Regions from separate parts of the Homo sapiens genome. Here region 1 is linked to region 2. The links are chromatin contacts, found by Hi-C or POLR2A ChIA-PET in ENCODE. All regions are on one chromosome and are shown on one strand. The core of a region is the stretch at or near the end of the contact, and the rest is flanking DNA. Distances in the headings are between cores, read along the strand shown.

Evidence for each region. A loop is a pair of places that touch in the nucleus more often than their neighbours do. ChIA-PET counts read pairs that join two places held with the same protein, here RNA polymerase II (POLR2A). Pooled maps may share reads with other maps.
Region 1: a map of ascending aorta shows a loop between it and region 2 (2.5-fold over the local background). The contact joins the promoter of EBLN1 here to the enhancer-like site in region 2. A Hi-C loop is called at or near these places in 2 of 168 maps with a recorded cell type or tissue (ascending aorta and sigmoid colon) and 13 of 50 pooled maps. POLR2A ChIA-PET finds 5 or more read pairs at or near these places in 3 of 52 experiments (PC-3 and WTC11).

Annotation. Positions count from the first base shown.
Region 1 is chr10:22,214,447-22,219,393 of GRCh38, forward strand. EBLN1 (endogenous Bornavirus like nucleoprotein 1) reads right to left here and starts at 3,569. Exons shown (of 3, transcript NM_001394757.1): 1 at 3,470-3,569.
Region 2 is chr10:23,061,936-23,067,053 of GRCh38, forward strand. All of the region lies in intron 2 of LOC107984215 (a long non-coding RNA gene), which reads right to left. Among named protein-coding and RNA genes, the nearest start is that of MSRB2, 31 kb to the right of the region's middle. Within about 2 kb of position 3,761, at least 9 of the 41 ENCODE cell types and tissues checked have a DNase peak (open chromatin) inside an H3K27ac peak, as active enhancers do; they include ascending aorta, where a contact is called at or near this core.

The DNA of each region.
Region 1 (4,947 bases), core at 2,319-4,818, 850 kb before region 2:
GCATCACCTTGCCCAGCCAAGGAATGGTTTTTTAAAAAGCTTAGTAACAATGAAACAAGAGAAAATAAAATATTGACAGAACTGACAATGTAGAACTGAAAAATATTTGCACACAAAACTCATTACCTAAATTAAAGGCAAGCGATATATGGGGATTAAAATACTTTCTGCAAGTATACAAGGTTAACACTGACCTTATATAAAAACCTCATACAAATCTTTAAGAACAGCACCAAGACACCAATAGATTAACATGCATAAAAGGAGGTATGAACACTCTGGCAATTCCTCAAAATACTCAGCGTGGAGTTACCGTAGGACCCACCAACTGCACTCCTAGGTTTAGGCCCAAGACAAATGAAAATATGTGTCCACCCCAAAACCTGTACATAAATGTTCATAGAAGCATTATTTATAACAGTCAAAAAGTAGAAACAACTCCAATATCCATCAACTGATAAACTGATAAATAAAATGAGTTATATCTGTACAACAAAATGTTATTAGACAATCAAGAAGAAGGCACTATCTCAAGCTACAACATGGTTGCCTCTTGAAAACTTACGCTATGTGAAAGAATGCAGTCACAAAAGATCATATGTTGTGCGATTCCATTTACATAAAATATCCAGAATAAGTAGACATATAGAGACAGAAAGTAGAGATTAGTGTATGCCTAGGTCTGTAAAGGGGTTTGGGGGTAAATAAGGAGTGACTGATAATAGGTACATGATTCCTTGTTGGAGTGATGAAAATGTTGTAAAATTAATTGTGGTGATGGTTGCACAACCCTATGAATATACTCAAAAGTCACTCAACTGTTTGCTTTAAACGGGTGAATGGTATGGTGTGTGAGTTATATCAATACACAATGTGTAATATATTATCACAATACTATCTATATGATATCACTGTACATTATAAATAGCTTTATTATAAGATGCTTTTTAAAGTATGCCCAGCCAAATCACAGAAGAAAGCAAGTTAACAAACTTGAGGAAATTATCAGCATTGCTAATAACCAAAGAAATACAAATTAAAGCAATAAGGAGATAGTATTAATATTTTTCTCAAAATAACTAGAAAATAGTTTTGACAATTCTCACTGCTGCTAGAAGTATGGCAAAACAGACATTCTCATATACAGCCATTGAAAGTGCAAATTGACACCACCTTTTTTGAAGGCAGTTTAGCAACAGATATCAAGAACTTTAAATGTAGTAATACTCTGCCTCAGTGGTGTAGCTTATAAAAACACTACACAAGAAATTTTTCCTAAATATGAAAGAAAAAAATATTTATATACAAAGACCCTCATTTCAGCATTATGTATGACCATGAAGAAATGAAACATCTTAAATGTTTGGTGATAGTGGAATAGTTAAGTGTGCTGTGGTATATGTACTGGATGAAATATTACACAGCAGGGAAAAATATATTACATATTAATATGGGAAAATTATTACAAGATATCAAGAGAAAATGACAGTACAAAATTGTATGCATAATACTGTTAGAACTATGTTTAACTATTTTCTTCTTTTTTATATTTTCAAATTATCTTTAACAAACTACACTTAAATTTTTCATAACATCTAAGAAAAATTAAACAGTAACAACAATGTAAAGCACTATACGATGTGTGGTTTATACCATAATGAGTACCAGATATTCAGAGAAGAGTTTCAGACTCAGTGTTTCAATATTTTATCTGCAGGTGACTGTGCTTCTATGATTTTTTTTTTTACCCCAATAAAAGTCATTCGGTGAAACCCAATTTAGGGACACCTCATCTGGCATGTACAAACACATTGCAAAACAAAAACAAAAACAAAAACAAATTAGTGATAACATACCCCTCAATCCATATATGTGATGTATTTTTCCTTCACTCTTTATTCTACAACTATATTTACAGTAAACATTTAGTCTTCAAACTGTTTCAATCTAGATTTGTTAAATCTTTTAAAACTAAAGATAATATATAACCTACTTTGAATTATCACCAATAGACTCAAACAGGGCAACAACCTCTTTAAGGAAAACAAGCTACTTGCATCAAAATGAGAATACTTTCTACTCTTCTGGAAAAATATCTAGATGGCAACATTCTATGTACAATAGGTAATTTATTTGTGGTTTTATTTCAAAAACTTAGAATATTTGTTTGAAATATATAATTCTCATCATTGGTAGTTTGGCACATAAAACTCTTCTAAAAATATAGGTTAGACATATACAATGAAGACTGAGGAAGGACAGGATTTTAGTGAAAAGTTGCAATAATTTATAAATTGTGCTAATACAATTAAACGGAGTATAAATCTTCAGAAATTTTAACTTGATTTTCAAAACACTGGAAGTTTAATCAAGAATCACGAGTACTTCTTGCCCTATGTGCACTCCATCTCTGTTTTGCCAAAATCCACATAATCAAAATTTTTTATGATTTTCCTTAAGACTATTTTATCGAGATCAAAAACTAAGTAAGTACACTTGAGCTTCAAGTCTAAAACACAAAACTTGTGCGCTGCATCATTTTACCTTGACTCAGCCAATCAGAATCCAATGTTGCCTGGGAAACCCTCTCACGCTTATTACAATAACAATTCTGTTGCTTGATTTTTAAAGCAATAAATACATACTCAGAAATTATTTATATATATATGTATGTGTATATATATATTTTTTTGTTTTGAGACGGAGTCTCGCTCTGTTGTTCAGGCTGCAGTGCAGTGGTGCAATCTTGACTCACTGCAACCTTCGCCTCCTGGGTTCAAGTGATTCTCCTGCCTCAGCCTCCTGAGTATCTGAGATTATAGGTGCGTGCCACCACGCCCAGCTAATTTTTCTATTTTTAGTAGAGATAGGGTTTCACCAGTGCAAAAACTTATCATCCTGGTTTCTTTTCCCTGATCAGTATGAGAAGGCACAAAGGAATAAAGAGAACTGCTTCACTTTCATACTGTTCTCATATTCATTTCTTATGTGCCAAGAACTTTGGTAATATAAAGAAAGACAAAGAGGAAAAAACATATCCTCTGCTTTTTCTGTATATCCTGCACACCATACATTTCATTACACACCAATGTGTTTGTCAGATTCAACTGCATTGTTATTTTTTATCTTCCTTGGTATACGCAAGAAAAATGGAAACAAAACTTAATGGAAAACAGAAAACTGTAATAAATGACAAAAGCAGATACTACGTTGGCTACATTCTCTGACTACACCATGATATAACCATAAATTCGTAAAATTAACTTTGGAAAAAACAACCACTTGAAAAAGGTTAAATATTAAGTCTCTCCTAAATAACTTCTAAGTCAAAAAGCAAGCAACAAATACAGACTATTTAGAAAATAATGTAAAGAGGAGTAACTAGGTGTATTAGTCCGTTCTCACACTGCTGTAAATATACTACCCGAGACTGAGTAATTTATAAGGAAAGGAGGTTTAATTGACTCACAGTTCTGCATGGCTGGGAAGGCCTCAGGAAACTACAAGCATGGCTGAAGGAGGAGAAGCAAGCACCTTCCTCACAGGGCAGCAGGACCTAGAGAAAGAGCAAGGACGAGGGGAACTGCCAGATGCTTTTAAACCGTCAGATCTCGTGAGAACTCACTCACCATCACGAGAACTGCATGAGGGAAATCCACCCCCATGATCCAATCACCTCCTACCAGTCCCTGCCTCAACAGTTGGGATTACAATTCAAGGTGAGATTTAGGTGGACACAGCCAAACCATGTAACTGCATAGCAAAATCTCTGTCGTTTAAATATAAATCTTAATGACTTTGCTGTTTTTTAAAAAATTAAAGTATACAAAGCAAATGTGTAACAAAAAAGAAAAAAACAACAACAATGACCTAAAAAGACAGGAAGAAATAATACATATAAAAGGAAAAATAATAAGAAAAGAAACCACTCCTAGGAGACTTGTGCCATGGATACTATGGCCCCTCACCCAGTCCCCCTTCAGGTTCAAGGCTGTTGCTGGGAGTAATTATTGGCTGTTGATGGCTCACAGCTGAATCCATTTTCTGGAATTGACCTTGGTTAAAGGAAGTTGCCTCAATACATTTATGTCTCTTCTTCAAGGGTAGCCCACAATCCAATGACTGAATTCAATGCAGCGATTCAAAGACCCAGCCCTGGTGCCTTGGATTGGTACATCTCTGAATGCTCTTTCAGCCTCAATGCTCCCCCTGGAGCCAGCTGAGGCTACTGATGCAGCTGCATTTCAGTTTGGCTTTTTCCTCTGCTCAGTACTATTTTCTCCCTGGCTTCCTCAAAGGAGTTGTTTCTGAGAGCACTCTTCAATAAACTGTACATGCAAATCTCAGAGTCTCCGGGCATCTGACCTGCAGCAGCTAGTGCTGGAAGTGATCCTAGGAAAGTGGCTTTAAAATGAGACCGCAGGCACAGCCAGATCACCCACTGGCAGGCAGGTACTGAAGACCCATCACTGGGGATAGATGGAGCATGGATACCTCTGGCATGAGACAGTGGTGCAAGTATTAAAACATTCCCGGTGTGAGCTGGCGTTGGATACCAGTAAAAGGGAATGCACTGGCAGGTGCAGTATCAGGATTTTGAGAGCTAGAGAAAGTGGTAATTACAAGGATTAGGGAATTGGCTGCTGCTGACAACAGTGGATGCCCTAGAGGAAGACAACAAAAGGCTGAGGTTAATTAATCACCAATTAAAGGCAAGCAGCAAAGTCAGACAGCCTCTTCCACACCATATAAAGAGATTCTCATCTTCTATGAGCCAACACCAAAAGAGGCTAAGAATCAAGCCCGAGCCTCAACAATAAGAGTAACAGAGCTTCGGAAGAGGTTGAATGAGGAGAGGGCCTTGTTGGGAAGAAGTTGACCTTAAGGCATGGCATGGTGGCATCCTGAATTCCCACATTCTCCCAGACTCTGGGCCTATAGAAGTGG
Region 2 (5,118 bases), core at 2,511-5,010:
ATGCCCTGCTTCAGGCAAGAAGGGGAGGGAAAGGCCAGGGGGACCTTCCTGCTTCTGCTGTTTACTCAAGTTCCTTCAGCTTAAAATATTCAGTATGCCAGCCAGGTGTGGTGGCTCACGCTTGTAATCCCAGCACTTTGGGAGGCCAAGGCGGGTGGATCACCTGAGGTCAGGAGTTCAAGACCAGCCTGGGCAACGTGGTGAAACCCCGTCTCTACTAAAATACAAAAATTACCTGGGCACGGTGGCACTTGCCTGTAATCCCAGCTACTCGGGAGGCTGAGGCAGGAAGACTCGCTTGAGCCCAGGAGGTGGAGGTTACAGTGAGCCAAGATTGCGCCATTGCACTCCAGCCTGCGCAACAGAGCAAGACTCTATCTCAGAAAAAAAAAAAAGAAAGAAAGAAAGAAAAGAAAGAAAAAATAAATATTCAGTATGCCAAGGTGCCGCTTTTTGGGGTAGGATGTCCTGAACACCGTCATTCTTATCATTTCATCACTGGCACAATTGAAGAGAAAATAACTGTTATTTCATTTTTTTTAGAGACAGAGTCTCACTGTGTCGCTCAGGCTGGAGAGCAGTGGTGCCATCATAGCTCACTGCAACTTCCAATTCCTGGGCTCAAGTGATCCTCTCACTCTCACCTCCCACCTCAGTCTCTGGAATAACTGGGATTACAGGCACGTGCCATCATGCCTGGCTAAATTTTTTTTTTTTTTTTTTTTTTTTTTTTTTTGAGATGGAGCCTCACTCTGTCACCCAGGCTGGAGTGCAGTGGCACGATCTCAGCTCACTGCAACCTCTGCCTCCCGGGTTCATGCAATTCCCCTGCCTGAGCCTCCCAAGTGGCTGGGATTACAGGCACCCGCCACAACACCCAGCTAGTTTTTTTTTGTGTGTGTATTTTTATTAGAGATAGGGTTTCACCATGTTGGTCAGACTGGTCTCAAACTCCTGACCTCAAGTGACCTGCCCACTTTGGCCTCCCAAAGTGCTGAGTTTACAGGTGTGAGCCGCCGTGCCTGGCCGATGCCTGGCTAATTAAAAAAAAATTTTGTGGAGATGGGGTCTTCCTATGTTACCCAGGCTGTTTTTGAACTCCTGGCCCCACATAATCCCCACCCCTCGGCCTCTCAAAGCACTGGGATTACAGGTGTGAGTCACCGTGCCTGGCTAAAAAAGAAAATAACTTGTATTATAGTTAGACTCATGGTACTGTGTCCACATTACATATTTTGCCAAGAAGTTGAAATAATCTAGAGATCAAGGCAGATTATTGGCCTTGAGTTGTAACTACAGTGACCGCCTCTTTTGTCAGAAGCAGAGTAGGGTGTGTCCCATTCTCAGGACCAGCTCCTTGCCCTTTGTGACTTTTTATAATAATTCTCCCACAGTCAGGGCAAATCAGAAACTGGCCAAGAAGAGGGGACTCTCTCAACACAGGGAGCAAGCAGTTTCTCTCTGACTGGAGTGTGTAAAACACGCTCCACGTAACACAGAGCAGCTCTTAAATCACTTAGATTTTCCTCTTTATGATGCCATTGCAAATTAGCTATTTTTTGCATTTGTAATTAGAACAGATGGAGAGGCCGTAGTTGGGGAGATAAATTTGCAGCAGTAACCAGGGCTGCGGCGGCCAGCGGCTGCTCCGTACTCCCTGCTGTGAGTCATCCAAGCGCCTCCCAGGAAGCAAAGGCTGCAGGACCCCCTCCTGTCTTACTTCTTTCTCATTTGGGGAGACTCCTCCTTCCCACCTACTGCGGAAAAACATCAAAAGTAGAACCTACAATTCTCGCAAATCCCCTCAGCTCCCATCTTTATCTGGCACGAATCACACGATCTCTGTCCATCAGAAATAAACACTGGGCATCGGTTTAAGAGTCACTAAAATGAAGCATTTTCCTACAAGACCCAATCGTAAGTCAAGAAACGCTTCGGAGAGAGCTAAGGCTTATAGCTAATCCATCAACACCTCCTTTTGCCTGGAAAACAAGTTCCGAGGAAACAATTGGCAAGTGTGTCCAAGCACAATGTCTGCCGCATGGTAGGTGTTTAATAAATACTCATGAGAGGATGCTTGGCTGGGAGGATAAAATATATAGAAGTCGAAAGGTCATTTTGTTGGATGAAAGGTCGTTTTCTTGGATGAAGCTATTTCTGGAGAAGCTAATCAGTCCAGGGATCCTGCCATCCTCAGCCGAGCCCCGGGGCCAGGCGAGACAGGTGGGCTGTCCCTGGAAGGTTCTGCTGTCGCTACCCCGATCCGGGCTGGACAATGGGGTACCCCTTTTCTTTCCCAGAGTGTCTGATCTGCTCTGAGAGCATGTCCAGCTGCAACCAAGAAATTGGAAGGCTTCAGCACATGAAAGGTGAACTTTCCAAAAGCCTTGGCTTCTTTCTCAACCGCGCAGGAAGAGGTTTATGTTTGGGATATTGGATAGCAGTTCGGGCCCGGTTAACACAGCTCTCCCACCACAAATCACCCCACTGCATTCTCAGATGACACTGGCCATATAAGCGCCGCTGCGTTTGCAAGACAGTCTTTTGCTGAAATGTAAAACGAGGCTGGGGAACTGGATATAAGACATTGGCATGAGGATCTGGAACTGATCTGAGACCTACTTGGAATCCTGCTTTTGTTCTGCCTGCGTGAAAACATAATTTTGATTATATGGCATATGGATAATACCACACGGGCCCTAACTACCATTCCTGTCCAACTTCAACCAGTCTGCAAAAAGTTGCTGACAGCCAACAGCTGAAGGAAGATCTTTCCACTGGTTGCAGAGAGCAGGTGTTTGTATGGTGAGGTCTTAGATGGGGTAGGACACGTTATGCTGTCTTTGTAAACTAAAACCTTGCATTTGTCACCATGTAGAGAAAACAACATTAAAAGAAATGAGTTTCTAAGAAAGAACAAACCATTCTCTGGAATTGGGTGGAACTTTTTTTGGGGGGGTAGGATCTTGCTGTGTCACACAGGCTGGAGTGCAGTGGTGCAATCTTGCTCACTGCAACCTCTGCCTCCCAGGTTCAAGCAATTCTCCTACCTCAGCCTCCTGAGTAGCTGGGATTACAGGTGCACACCACCACATCTGGCTAATTTTTTGTTTTTGTTTTTGTTTGTTTGTTTTTTAGTAGAGACGGGGTTTCACCATGTTGCGTAGGCTGGTCTTGAACTCCTGACCTCAAGTGATCCACCTGCCTCAGCCTCCCAAAGTGCTGGGATTGCAAGTGTGAGCCACCATGCCCGGTCTGGTTGAAATTTCTTGAGTATTCACCACCATATCCAGCAAAGGAAAGGAAAAATTTCGGCTTGCTGCTTATCAGTTGCTATTTCTTTCTGGATAATCTCTTTCAGATAAATAACTGACGTGGCAGACTTCCTCCTTCCCTGCATGGCCTCCTACCCAATTTCTCCCCAAGATGGCATCTGGTGACTAGGGGTCTGTAGACTACCAGGCCCCACGAAGAGACCAGTGAGAGAGAACTGCTGGCATCTGGCCTTCCTTCAAGGAGGAAGGAAATACGATGTTGGTATCATAGTCCCAGCCATTTGCCTCTGTCCATAAATTCTGTGTGCTCTCCGGTTTCTCTGTTCTAACCCCAGGCTTCTGTCAGTCTGGTGACCCCCTCTCTAGGGGACACAGTAAGTTCTAGATTCCCTACAAACTCTACAAAGGATGTGAGAGCCAGGAGCAGTAACTGCCACAGGCCACTGGCCCAGACACTTCTCCCTGCCAAAGTTCTACGACAGCTCTCTGGCATGTGGAACTTGGCATGGAATGAAACGCAGGCATCACGTGGTGTCCTGGGAGGCTCAGAGCTGTTCTGCCGCAGGGAGATACAGAATGAGAAATGATTGGCCAGGAATTACCACCAGGCAGCTGATGACCCCTGAGTGGGCTTTCGCTCACCTTCCCTGAACCCCACCCCTCATACCCAGCTCTCTCTAACCCAAAGTTCAAGAGGAAATGGCCACACCCTCTCCTGGTATCAAACAGGCAGGTGCAAACTTGGAGCGCTGAGAAACACCAATTGCCCTCTGCAATTTAATGCACATTTAGCATAAAGCAGTGAAGGGCTTAGCTTTGGCTCCTGGGGCAGGAAACAAAATTTATGTAGCTAGATCATTTGCCTTTGGTGTATGCTTTATACTATTAATAAACTAGAATGGGCTCTGAGCTCTGTGCTCTCCAGTGATGTCTAGAAATATGTGGCCGAGGGTCACCGAGACCCTCTTCAGGTCCTGGTGCAGCCTTAAGATTTCCTACGATGATTTTACAGGCACTTTTAAATTGCCACAATTTAAGGTTACTATTTCAGTGTCTGGAAGGCACGATGTCTGGAATTCATAATCTTCCCAGGAAGCTGGGACAATATATAAAACAAAATTCACAGACGTTCCCTCTTAGGTGGTGGCATTTCAGGTGATTTTGTTTTTATCTTTGTGCCTTTCTATATTAAGTTTTCTGTATCAAATATTATTACACTGACATGTAGCAGAAAATGAAAACATTTTTTCTCTTGTTAATGTTTTCTTTATCTTTTTCTTTTTTTTTTTTTTTTTTGAGATAGAGTCTTGCTCTGTCGCCCAGGCTAGTGTGCGGTGGTGTGATCTCGGCTCACTGCAACCTCCGTCTCCCCGGTTCATGCGATTCTCCTGCCTCAGCCTGCCGAGTAGCTGGGATTACAGGCGCCCGCCACCATGCCCGGCTAAATTTTGTATTTTTAGTAGAGACAGGGTTTCACCGTGTTAGCCAGGCTGGTCTGGAACTCCTGACCTCGTGATCCACCCACCTAGGCCTCCCAAAATGCCGGGATTATAGGCGTGAGTCACTGTGCCTGGCCGACAATGTTTTCATAAAGATGTTGTTTATGTTTACATGGAGTGGGTTTATTATTATTGTTTCAAATGAATTAATAAATATTTAAATTACTTTGCTTTAATTTATAGTGCTGTAAATAGCAACACACAAAAACTGCAGAAATGATATTCTTTAGAATCTTCAATATTTAGAGAATAAAGGGGTCTGAGACCAAAAAATTTAAGAACAGTGATATAGAGGATTCAATAGGATTTGGAGACAGAGGATCTACATTCAAGTTCTAGTTCTG